Linked DNA regions of Homo sapiens: region 1 is linked to region 2. Evidence: read pairs that join two places in POLR2A ChIA-PET (ENCODE). Cell type or tissue: OCI-LY7. All regions are shown on one strand. Links, peaks and the distances in the headings refer to the core of each region. The heading gives the core; the rest is flanking DNA. Region 1 has its middle 41 kb from the start of TRH. Region 2 overlaps TMCC1 (transmembrane and coiled-coil domain family 1).

Evidence for each region. Peaks named below come from ENCODE experiments on the same cell type or tissue, not always from the same donor. Only the 100,000 strongest peaks of a DNase experiment are listed, where the experiment ranks them.
Region 1: POLR2A ChIA-PET joins it to region 2 with 6 read pairs; 2 of 35 experiments call an interaction of 5 or more read pairs at or near these places.

What each region holds. Positions count from the first base shown.
Region 1 is chr3:130,012,976-130,018,356 of GRCh38, forward strand. It overlaps the pseudogene VPS51P10. Among named protein-coding and RNA genes, the nearest start is that of TRH, 41 kb to the left of the region's middle. In OCI-LY7, for the core only: a CTCF peak has its summit at 4,430; no DNase peak of the experiment used is centred there.
Region 2 is chr3:129,868,831-129,874,202 of GRCh38, forward strand. All of the region lies in intron 2 of TMCC1 (transmembrane and coiled-coil domain family 1), which reads right to left. Among named protein-coding and RNA genes, the nearest start is that of TMCC1, 22 kb to the right of the region's middle. In OCI-LY7, for the core only: no CTCF peak of the experiment used is centred there; no DNase peak of the experiment used is centred there; H3K4me3 peaks cover 954 bases; H3K27ac peaks cover 906 bases.

The sequences.
Region 1 (5,381 bases), core at 132-5,131, 140 kb after region 2:
GAAAATTAAAAATATCCTTTCATGAGTTAAATGAAAAATTACAATAGAAATTACTAAACATTTACAACTGAATGAAAACACAACTTTATATATATATGTATATTTTTTTTTGTGAGTCTTCCAACTTTGTTCCTCTTCTACAAGGTTATTTGGGAAATTCTGGGTCTCCTGCAGTTCCTCATAGAGTTTTATGCTGTTTGTCAATTTCTGTGGCTGGGATGAACTTATCGTAGTTCTCATAGACCAGGGTTTGCATGTCGCTGTCTAGAGCCCGGATCTGCTGCACCATGTCCGTCTCACTGTCCATCAGCTGGGCCAGAGGGCACTCTCTAGGCAGCTTGTCTAGTTAAACTTCCGGGTCGAAGTGTGCCCCATTCAGATCAGTGGGGTCCAGGGGGTCGGGCCCAGCGGGGAGTCCCACCGCCTCCCATTCTGAGAGGCCGTTGTAAAGCTTTAGCATCCTGTGCGCCTTCCGCCGACGCTCCGTGAACCTCCCCACCGGGGCCTTCTGCGGAGTCCCCAGGTCCACACCCCGGGCTAGGCCCAGTGACAGCTGCCGCCGCCATAGCTCTAACTGCAGCCCACGGGCGTAATTTTTTTTTTTAAGTTGGATACATGGAGCTACTTGGCTTTTGCTTTCATCATATCGTTGAGGAAAGAGGTGGTTGCTTATGGTACCCCTGTTTTTACTGCAACCTGTAATGGATGAGAACCTCCCTGTTGCAGAGAGCAAAACACTGAACTAAATTGTGCTGTAACACAGCCCTGTGTTGGGGGATTGGGAGTGATCATGCAAACGCTTGCAAATTTGCACAGAGACAGAGACAATCACTGTCTCTGTCAGTGTGATTTGGGCAGCTGTTCACTATATGAAAAGGCAATTGACCAAAAGTCAGTTACCGAGCTATCTCAATACTTTCATTTTATTTTAACTTTTGGCAGCAGGGTACAATTAAAGGAGAGAAAGAAAACAAAGTGATAAGTGTAAGATAATGTACACACGTGTGTAAAAGAAAGTGACAAGACAGGATGACTGTTTGTCTCTTAGTTAGCTCCTTGGGCTCTATGTCTCCTTCCTCAGAGAACCTCATTTTCCTTTGTCCAGATGTGTTAGGGTGGATAATCCAGGCGTCTGCTCCCCCATGATGGAAGCCAAAAACATCCCTGGAGCCGCCTCCCGCTGCACCCTTTCCTGCACTGCCCACATGGACACAACTCAGCCGATTAGACTTCCTCTCAGAACTTTAGTCTTGAGCAAAGGGATTAAAGGGCGAAGTGACTGAAGGTATGCCCTTCCAAAGTGGTACGTGAGCTAATGGCTAAAGTTTGCCAAGCCCATCCAAGCACATTGTTTCATAATTTTTATTTATTTATTTTTTTAAGACAGAGTCTTGCTGTGTTGCCCAGGCTGGAGTGCAGTGGCGTGATCTCGGTTCACTGCAACCTCTGTCTCCCGGCTTCAAAGGAGTCTCCTGCCTCAGCCTCCCCAGTAGCTGGGATTACAGGCATACGCCACCGTGCCTGGCTAATTTTCTTCTTTTTTTTGTATTTTTAGTAGAGACAGGGTTTCACCATGTTGGCCAGGCTGGTCTCGAATTCCTGACCTTGTGATTCGCCTGCCTCAGCCTCTCAAAAGTCTGGGATTACACGTGTGAGCCACCGCGCCCAGCTTCCAAACGATTTAAGCAGAGCTCAGAGGTCTTAACCACAGGCACATCGGAGGAGCATTTTTGAAACACTTTCCAGATTCCTCAATAGGAATGGAAGCCAAACGCTGAATTGATGACTCCTTTGAGGAAGTCAAGAACTGTAAGGAAAGCCAGGAACAGGGACAAGGGAGATATGCGTCCCGAATGATCCTGTGCCAATTCCTTCTGGAATCCTCGATGTGATCTCAGCTGCCCCTTCTAAACATGACACAGTGATTGTGGCACCCACTGGTCTAGCTGTGGTCTACAATGAACCTCCAAAGGGAAGAGCAGAGTGAGCAGGGGCATCGGCCTGAGTGACAAGGATTTGAGAGGGCAGGTTGGATGCAGGGAGAGGACTGGCCAAATGCCATGTGTCTGGACTTAGACTGCCTGGTTCAAATTGGACTTCACCCTTTCTGACTTCGTGATCTGGTACAAGCTACATGAAAATCCGTTGCTCCTTTTCTAGTCTGTAAAATCATCATGAAATGTGAACTAATAACATGGAGACTATGCAGATGAAATGAAACAAGCTGCATAGAGCACAGAGCTCAGAGCCAGGCCTTCAGTAAGCCCTCAGTAAGGGTTCATGATGCCATGGTGTCTGTCGTCATCCTCTTTATCCTCATCACCTTCATAATCTCTTTTTTGTTCTTAGGGAATAGTTTAGAGGGACTGATTCCCTGCTATCATGGGTGAGATGTCTATAAAAAGGACAACCAGTGGGGGAGGAAAGCAAAATTTTGAATAAGATTTCTGAGACCCCCACCACAACCAAGAACAGAAATTCCAGTATGCTGAGCACAGAGTTTGCATATTGCTCTCCTCACATCTGCCCACCGCAGTCTCCAGTACGTCCTAAGGATGAGGAAACAAACAAGGTTCCCGACCGTCCCTCAGCACTCACTTGAAGGGGTGGCCTGTCCCTCCACACCTGTGGGTATTTCTAGTCAGGTGGGATGAGAGACTGAGAAAAAAAGTAAGACACAGAGACAAAGTGTAGAGACACAACAGTGGGCCTAGGGGACCGGCGCTCAGCATACCAAGGACCTGCACCGGCACTGGCCTCTGAGTTCCCTCAGTTTTTATTGATTATTATTTTTATTATTTTAGCAAAAAGGAATGTAGTAGGAGTCAGGGTGATAATAAGGAGAAGGTCAGCAACGAAGATGTGAGCAATAGAATCTATGTCATCATGAAGTTCACGGGAAGGTTCTATGACTGGACGTGTACGTAAGCCAGATTTATGTTTCTCTCCACCCAAACATCTCAGCGGACTAAAGAATAACAAGGCAGCATTGCTGCCAACATGTCTCACCTCCCACCATAGGGCGGTTTTTCCCCCATCTCAGAATTGAACAAATGTACAATTGGGTTTTATACCGAGACATTCAGTTCCCAGGGGCAGGCAGAAGACAGCGGCCTTCCTCTCTCAACTGCAAGAGGCTTTCCTCTTTGACTAATCCACCTCAGTACAGACCCTTTACTGGTGTTGGGCTCGGGGACGGTCAGGTCTTTCTCCTCCCATGAGGCCACTTTTCAGACTATCACATGGGGAGAAACCTTGGACAATATGCCGCTTTCAAGGGAAGTGGTCTCTGCGGCTTTCCACAGTGTATTGTGCCCCTGGTTTATTGAGACTAGACAATGGCGATGACTTTTACCAAGTATACTGCTTGGAAACATCTTGTTAACAAGGCACGTCCTGCACAGCCCTAGATCCCTTAAACCTTGATTTCATACAACACATGTTTTTGTGAGCTTCAGGTTGGGTCAAAGTGGCTGGGGCAAAGCTACACATTAACAACATCTCAGCAAAGCAATTGTTGAAAGTACAGGTCTTTCTCAAAATGGAGTCTCTTATGTCTTTCCTTTCTACATAGACACAGTAAGAGTCTGATCTCTCTTTCTTTTCCCTACACTCACTGAACTGCCCTTCCCCTCTGCTGGGCCATGACCATGGAGAACAGGTCCACTGTCCTCCCTGTGTGGTGCAACATGGAGGCTCAGACTCCATCCTCAAGGCTGGCAAGAAGACAGGGTGAGACGTGAGCCTCTTGATACAGGTGACGGGAGTGGAGCCCACAGGACTGGAACCTCACACTACAGGGCTGGAGGCACAGACTGACTATTTACTATTTTGTGGCCTGGGGGGCTCAAGGCACAGAGCTCCTTATTAGCCAAAGTCACCCAACTTCCCCAACCTCTAAGGATTTCCTCATAATAATGCAAGAAGAAGAAGAGAAAAGTGAGTGTCCATAGAAGCTTTGGGGCTCTTCCTCTAATCAGGAGAAAGCTGGTGTGTATTCTTCGCTTCTTTCTTTTCTTTTTAAACATCCAACTGCTTTAATTTTCATCTTTTATTATGGGAAAATATACCTCGTATAAATATTAAAAATTATAAATATATATTAGTTCATATAGAATGGCCAGTATAAACCTTTACAGTTTCCATGCTTTTTCACTTTACAGTTTCATGACATGAAGTACGTTCACATTGTTTAGCAACCATCACCATCATCGTCTCTGGAACAGTTTTATCTTTCAAAATGGAAATTGCACCCATTCACCAAGCTCTCCACTCCTCTCTCTCGCCCGCCCCTAGGGGCCACCTTTCTAGTTTGCAACTCTATGAATTTAACTACTCTAGACACTTGATAGATAAGTGGAATCATACCGTGTTTAATTTTTTTGTTTTGGAAACAGAGTCTTTCTCTGTCACCCCGGCTGGAGTGCAGTGGCGTGATGTCACCTCACTGCAGCCTCCACATCATGGGTTCAAGCGATTCTTGTGTCTCAGTCTCCCGAGTAGCTGGGATTACAGCTGTGCGCCACCACGCCCAGCTAATTTTTGTATTTTTAATAGAGCCCATATTGGCCAGGCTGGTCTCGAACTCCTGACCTGAAGTGATCCGCCTGGCTCAGCCTCCCAAAGTGCTGGGGTTACAGGTGCGAGCCACTGAGCCTGGGAGTGTTTATCCTTTTGGGATTTATTTATTTCACTGACGATAATGTTTTCAAGGTTCATCCATGTTGCAGCCTGCGTCAGAAGTGCCTCTCTGTTTTTTTTTTTTTTGTTTGTTAGTTTTTTCTTTGTTCGTTTGACTTTGTTTTGTTTTGTGTTTCCATGGAATCTCACTCTGTCGCACAGGCTGGAGTGCAGTGGCACAATCTGGGCTCACTGTAACCTCCGCCTCCCGGGTTCCAGCCATTCCTGTGCCTCAGCCTCCTGAGTAGTTGGGACTATAGGCACACGCCACCACGCTCGTCTCATTTTTTGCATTTTGAGTAGAGACAGGGTTTCACCAAGATGGCCAGGCTGGTCTTGAATTCCTGACCTCAGGTGATCCGCCCACCTCGGTCTTCCAAGACGCTGCGATTACAGGTGTGAGCCACCGCACCGGCCAGAAGTGCCTGCTTTTTTAAGGCTGAATAGTCTTCCATTGTATGAAGGAACTGCAGTGTGCTTTTTCATTCATCTGTCCACGAACCCTTGAATTGCTTCCACATTTTGGCTGTTGTGAATAATGCTGCTATGAATATGGGTGTACACAAATCTGTCTTCCACTCCTGGCTTCTAATTCTTTTTGGTAGGTACCCACAAATGCAACTGCGGGAACATCTGATCATTCTGTTTCTAATTTTTCAAGCACACACCATACTATTTTCCCCGTTCCTTCACGGTTTTAC
Region 2 (5,372 bases), core at 1-5,000:
AAAGAAATATATCAATGACCTAAGGAATTCAATACTGATATTCTGAAACCCAGCCCTCTGTTCTAAAAACAAAATCTAGTTTTATGTATAGTAGTGTGCTATAAGAAACATACATATTTGGTCTTTGTCCTTGATTCCTGGCAGAGCTCCTAAAACCCTTAGGTTTTCCTCAATAACAGAAGCGCTTTTTGTTATTCATAATGTATTCCTTTCAACCACACCTGAGTTTATACTAATTAGGTGACTCTTGGTGGGCCTCTAGATAGCTTCAGGATAGGGCTGGTTGCCAGGGGAACCAACCAAGCGATTAGAGTATTGGAACTTTTAGTCCTCCACTCCTCAACCTTTGGGGAAGAGAGAGGAACTGGGGACTGACTAAATGATGGGGTTTGGAAAGATTCCCAGGTAGTGAATACATGGAGGTGCTGGGAGGGTTTTGTGCCCAGAGAGGACATGAAAGCCTCACACCCCTCCCCCATAGCTTGCCCTATGTATTTATTTCATTTAGCTGTTCCTGAGTTGTACCCTTTATAATAAATTGATAAACATAAGTGTTTTCCTGAGTTCTATGAGTCTTTCCAGTGAATTAACGAACCTGAGGAAGGGGTCACGAGAACCCCTGAATTTGCAGCCAAGCCAGACAGAAGTGTGGGTGGCCCAAGACTTGTGACTAGCATCTCAAGCAGCAGCAGTCTTTTGGGACTGAGCCCTTTAACTTGAGATCTGACACTAACTCCAGGTAGACAGTGTCAGAATTGAATGGAATTGTTGAACACTCAGTGTCATAGAACTGAAGGTGAATTAGGTGTGGTATGGAAAAACCCCCATAGGTAGTAATTCTTGGGATATATTTGTAAAGCTTGATGATACAAATGTATTTGTTGATATAACCTCCCAACTTACCTTGATGCACATGTACAAATAGAAAACCCAAAAATGTAAGCAATGCTGTCAAGAACAGTTGCCACTAAAAATACCTGGCATTAATTTTATGCCATCTACATGCCAGGCATTAAGCTCAGCATAAATTATTTGCAGTGTACAAAACTCTGAGATGCAGATACTGTCCTCAACAGCAGAAGAGACAATTAAATCTCATAAATGTCCCACTATACACAGCAAGTAGCAGAGTTATGAACTAAAGCTAGTTTTAACACATAAATCCCTGCCAACTTCTACATTACAGCAACCTTTACTTTTTATCATGTAGTGTAAAATTATAAACTTTAACAATCCTTGAGGACAGCATCCTCAAAATATGTTCTTGAAAGACTAGTCTTGAAAAATTCTCTCAAATAATAAAAATAAAATATAAAGAAATCACATGTACCTATCTAGTATTCTACTTGTCTACACATTTTTTTAAGAACTGCCTTTTTCAGCATTATACTCTTGCTGACTGACAAACATTTCATTTTTTTCTCCTCCAGTTAATAAGAAACTAAAGTCATCAAGACACTACTTTCTCTTCAGTACCAATATCAGCAATGAGGAAAGAGGTCACTAGAAATCAGGAAATCTTACAACTTCTGAATATATTTGGATAGTTATATTTCCAAGTATTATCTTCAGTACCAAAATCCTAATTCTTCAATTGTTTTTCATTAGATATGGTGGCTAATGAGGCTGGACAGCGTGGAAGCTCACGCCTGTAATCCTAGCACTTTGGGAGGCCGAGGCGGGCAGATCATGAGGTCAGGAGATCGAGATCATCCTGGCTAACATGGTGAAACCCCATCTCCACTAAAAATACAAAAAATTAGCCAGGCGTGGTGGCTGGCGCCTGTAGTCCCAGCTACTCAGGAGGCTGAGGCAGGAGAATGGCATGAACCCAGGAGGCGGAGGTTGCAGTGAGCCCAGATCGTGCCACTGCACTCCGCGGGTTGGCGGGGGGGGGGGGGGGGGGGCGACAGAGCAAGACTCCATCTCAAAAAAAAAAAAAAAAAAAAAAAGATATGGTAGCTAAAGCTCTCACTATTCTGGTCTCATTCATCTAGAAAATTTAGATTATCCCTGTCCTTTTAAAATGTAACATCCAAGAATGGATACAACATAGATATAATCTGACAGTCCAAGAACAAAGGGACTATTACTTCTTTTAATCTAGCACTGTACCTCTGTAAGTGTTCACCAATGTTAGCTTTTTTTTTAACAGCCAAATCATACAACTTACCTTAGATTATGGGACTCATCAAATGAAAACAAAACTTTTGAGCCAGATAATTTCTGTTTAAGAGTAGGATCTTGCCTGGGCGCGGTGGCTCACACCTGTAATCCCAGCACTTTGGAAAGCTGAGACAGGTGGAGAGCCTGAGGTCAGGAGTTCGAGACCAGCCTTGCCAACATAGTAAAACCCCATCTCTACCAAAAATGCAAAAATTAGCCAGTTGTGGTGGCATGTGCCTGTAATCCCAGTTACTTGGGAGGGTGAGGCAGGAGAATTGCTTGAACCCAGGAAGTGGAGGTTGCAGTGAGCAGAGATCATGGCCACCGCACTCCAAACTGGGCCTAGGCAACAGAGTGAGACGCTGTCTCAAAAAAAAAAAAAAAAAAAAAAGAATAGGATCTTACATTTCTATTACACCCACCTTGACACTTTCATACCTCATACGTACTTAAATCATCTTGATTTTCTTTGATGCAACATATTAGATAAACCTCCCAGTTTTAGTATCATTTATAAATTTTTTGGTAAGCATACTTATACCATTATTCGAGATCTCAATCCACACAACTTAGCAACAGAATTTACAATCCCGTGTAACCACAACTAAGCTCTACATCAAAATAAGCAAACCAAGTCAAATGACTAACAAACTGGGAAAATAAATTTGCAACACATAAGCTAATTCCATTACATAAACGGCTCCTACAAATTCATAAGAAAAAAAACTGTTAGGATGTTGTTAAACAGGAATTAAAATTTGAAAAAAGAAAAAATGTGTAATCAATGAAAAAAGAATCAAAGTCTAACATGGACAGCCAGCTCACAAAAAAAGATACATGATTTTCATATAGATGAAAAGTTCTTCAACCTCATGCATGAGAGCAATGCAAATGAATCTACGAAGTGATACCATTTTTTTTACCTATCAGATTGGCAAAGACCAAAATGTTTGATAACACATCTAAGTTGTAAAGATAATGGAGAAACAAGCACTCTCATAGACTGCTGATTGTAAAATAATTCCAACTAAGGTCTTTAGAGAAAATTTTGAAAATATCTGTTAAAAATTTAATTATATCTACCTTTTCTTCAGAGCACCAGTATTCACGCAGCATTATTTGTAACAGCAAAAGTGCTAGCCACAGTTGTTATTCCAACAGCCATTTCTCCCTTCTTCCTCATTAACCAGAATTCACATTTTGTTCAAGATAGTAATGACTGGTTTCAGGCAATATGGCTATCATATTCTCTTTCCTAGACACACTTGGAGTGAGGGGCAGCACTATAAATCCCAGTGAAATGTAATGAGACATTACACAGGAAGTGCACTCAAAAGCATGGTCTGCTGACCCCACAGCATCAGCATTACATGGGAGCTTAATAGATATACAAATTCTCAGGCCCTACTCCAAACCTATGCATTTCAGAATCTCTGGAAGTATATCCCACAAATATGCAATATGAATTGTATTTTAACAAGCTCCCCATGTAATTCTATGCACACTAAAGTTCACGAAGCACTGTTTAGGAGACTTCTGGGAATTTCTTTCCTTCCCATGTAAAATGACAGCATCTTCCCAGTAAAAAAATGTTTTGCCCTCCATATCCTGTTTTTGAATGCAGTTGGTTGTGCTGGTTGGAGATGAGGCGCCATGATGCAACCAAAAGGTGACACAGGGAGGCTGAAAAGCCAACATAATGAGGAAAATAAAGGTGAGGGGAAAAATGTGGGTCCTAAATATTGCTGAGCTACCAAACTAGTGCTGAATTACCTATCTCGTTGCTTCTGTTTATATAAGACAATAAAATATTTTTACAGCTTAAGTCACTATTAGATTTCCTGGGGTTTTTTAAATTATTACTTCCATTATTTACAATTGAATGTATCCTAATGATATATATTTTGTCTACGCATGGAATTTTTTTTTTTTTTTTTGAGATCCGGAGTCTTGCTCTGTTGCCCAGGCAGGAGTGCAGTGGCACAATCTCGGCTCACTGCAACCTCCACTTCCCGGGTTCAAGCCTCCCGAGCAGCTGGGATTACAGGCACCCCCCACCACGCTTGGCTAGTTTTTGTATTTTTAGTAGAGATGGGGTTTTGCCATGTTGGCCAGGCTGGTCTCAAACTCCTGATCTCAGGTGATCCATCCACCTCAGTCTCCCAAAGTGCTGGGATAACAGGCATGAGCCACCGCGCCCAGCCTATCCTTGGAAATTAATGGAGCTTTAATTCTAGTGGAAATGACACAGATTGGGGATAAGACTTGTTAGTGGTCTCAAGACTAACACTGGTTGTCTTAATGCAGTGTGGACATACGAAAAACCCAAAAGAAAAAAAATCACAGGAAATACATAACATGAAACACTATGCAGCTGAAAAAAAAAAAAAACGGACACAAGTTGGCCAGGTGTGGTGACTCACACTCATAATCCCAGCACTTTGGGAGGTGGAAATGGGAGGATTGCTTAAGGCCAGGAGTCTGAGATCAACCTGGGCAACATAGCAAGACCCTGTCTCGAAAAATTTTTTAAACTACCCAGGCGTGGTGGTGCACGCCTCTAGTCCCAGCTAGTCGGGAGGATAAGGCAAGAGGATCCCTTGAGCCCAGGAGGTCAAGGCTGCAGTTAGCTACGATCACACGCACCACTACACACCAGCATAGGTGACAGAGTGCCACCATGTCTCTAAAAAATAAAAATAATAAGTTTAAAAATACTGTTTTTTAATGACATGGGCTATAAGTAGCATACGGTTAATCCCTGGTCCAAAATGCTTGGAACCAGAAGTGTTTTAGATTTCAGATTTTTTCACATTTTGAAATATTTGCATTATACCTACCAGGCAAGCATCCCAAATCCAAGCAGCATTTCTTTGAGTGTTATGTTGGTACCCAAAAGATTTCAGATTTTGGATTTTCAAATTTGGGATGCTCAAACTATATTGTATGAGGGAAAAAAGCAAGGTATAGAACTGTTTGAACAGTAGACCTCTATTTGAGTTTTTTAAAGGTAATATAAATATATATGTACATATATACACAAATATGTACATAAAATATCTGGAAGGAGACACAAAAAGAGGTAAAAATGGTTGTTACTAAGGAGGAGAAGTAAGGACCAGGAATCAGGGATTAAAGTGAGACTTTCATTTCTATGGTTTCAACATCTGCATATTCCTATTCAAAATGAGTTTGAAATAAAAATG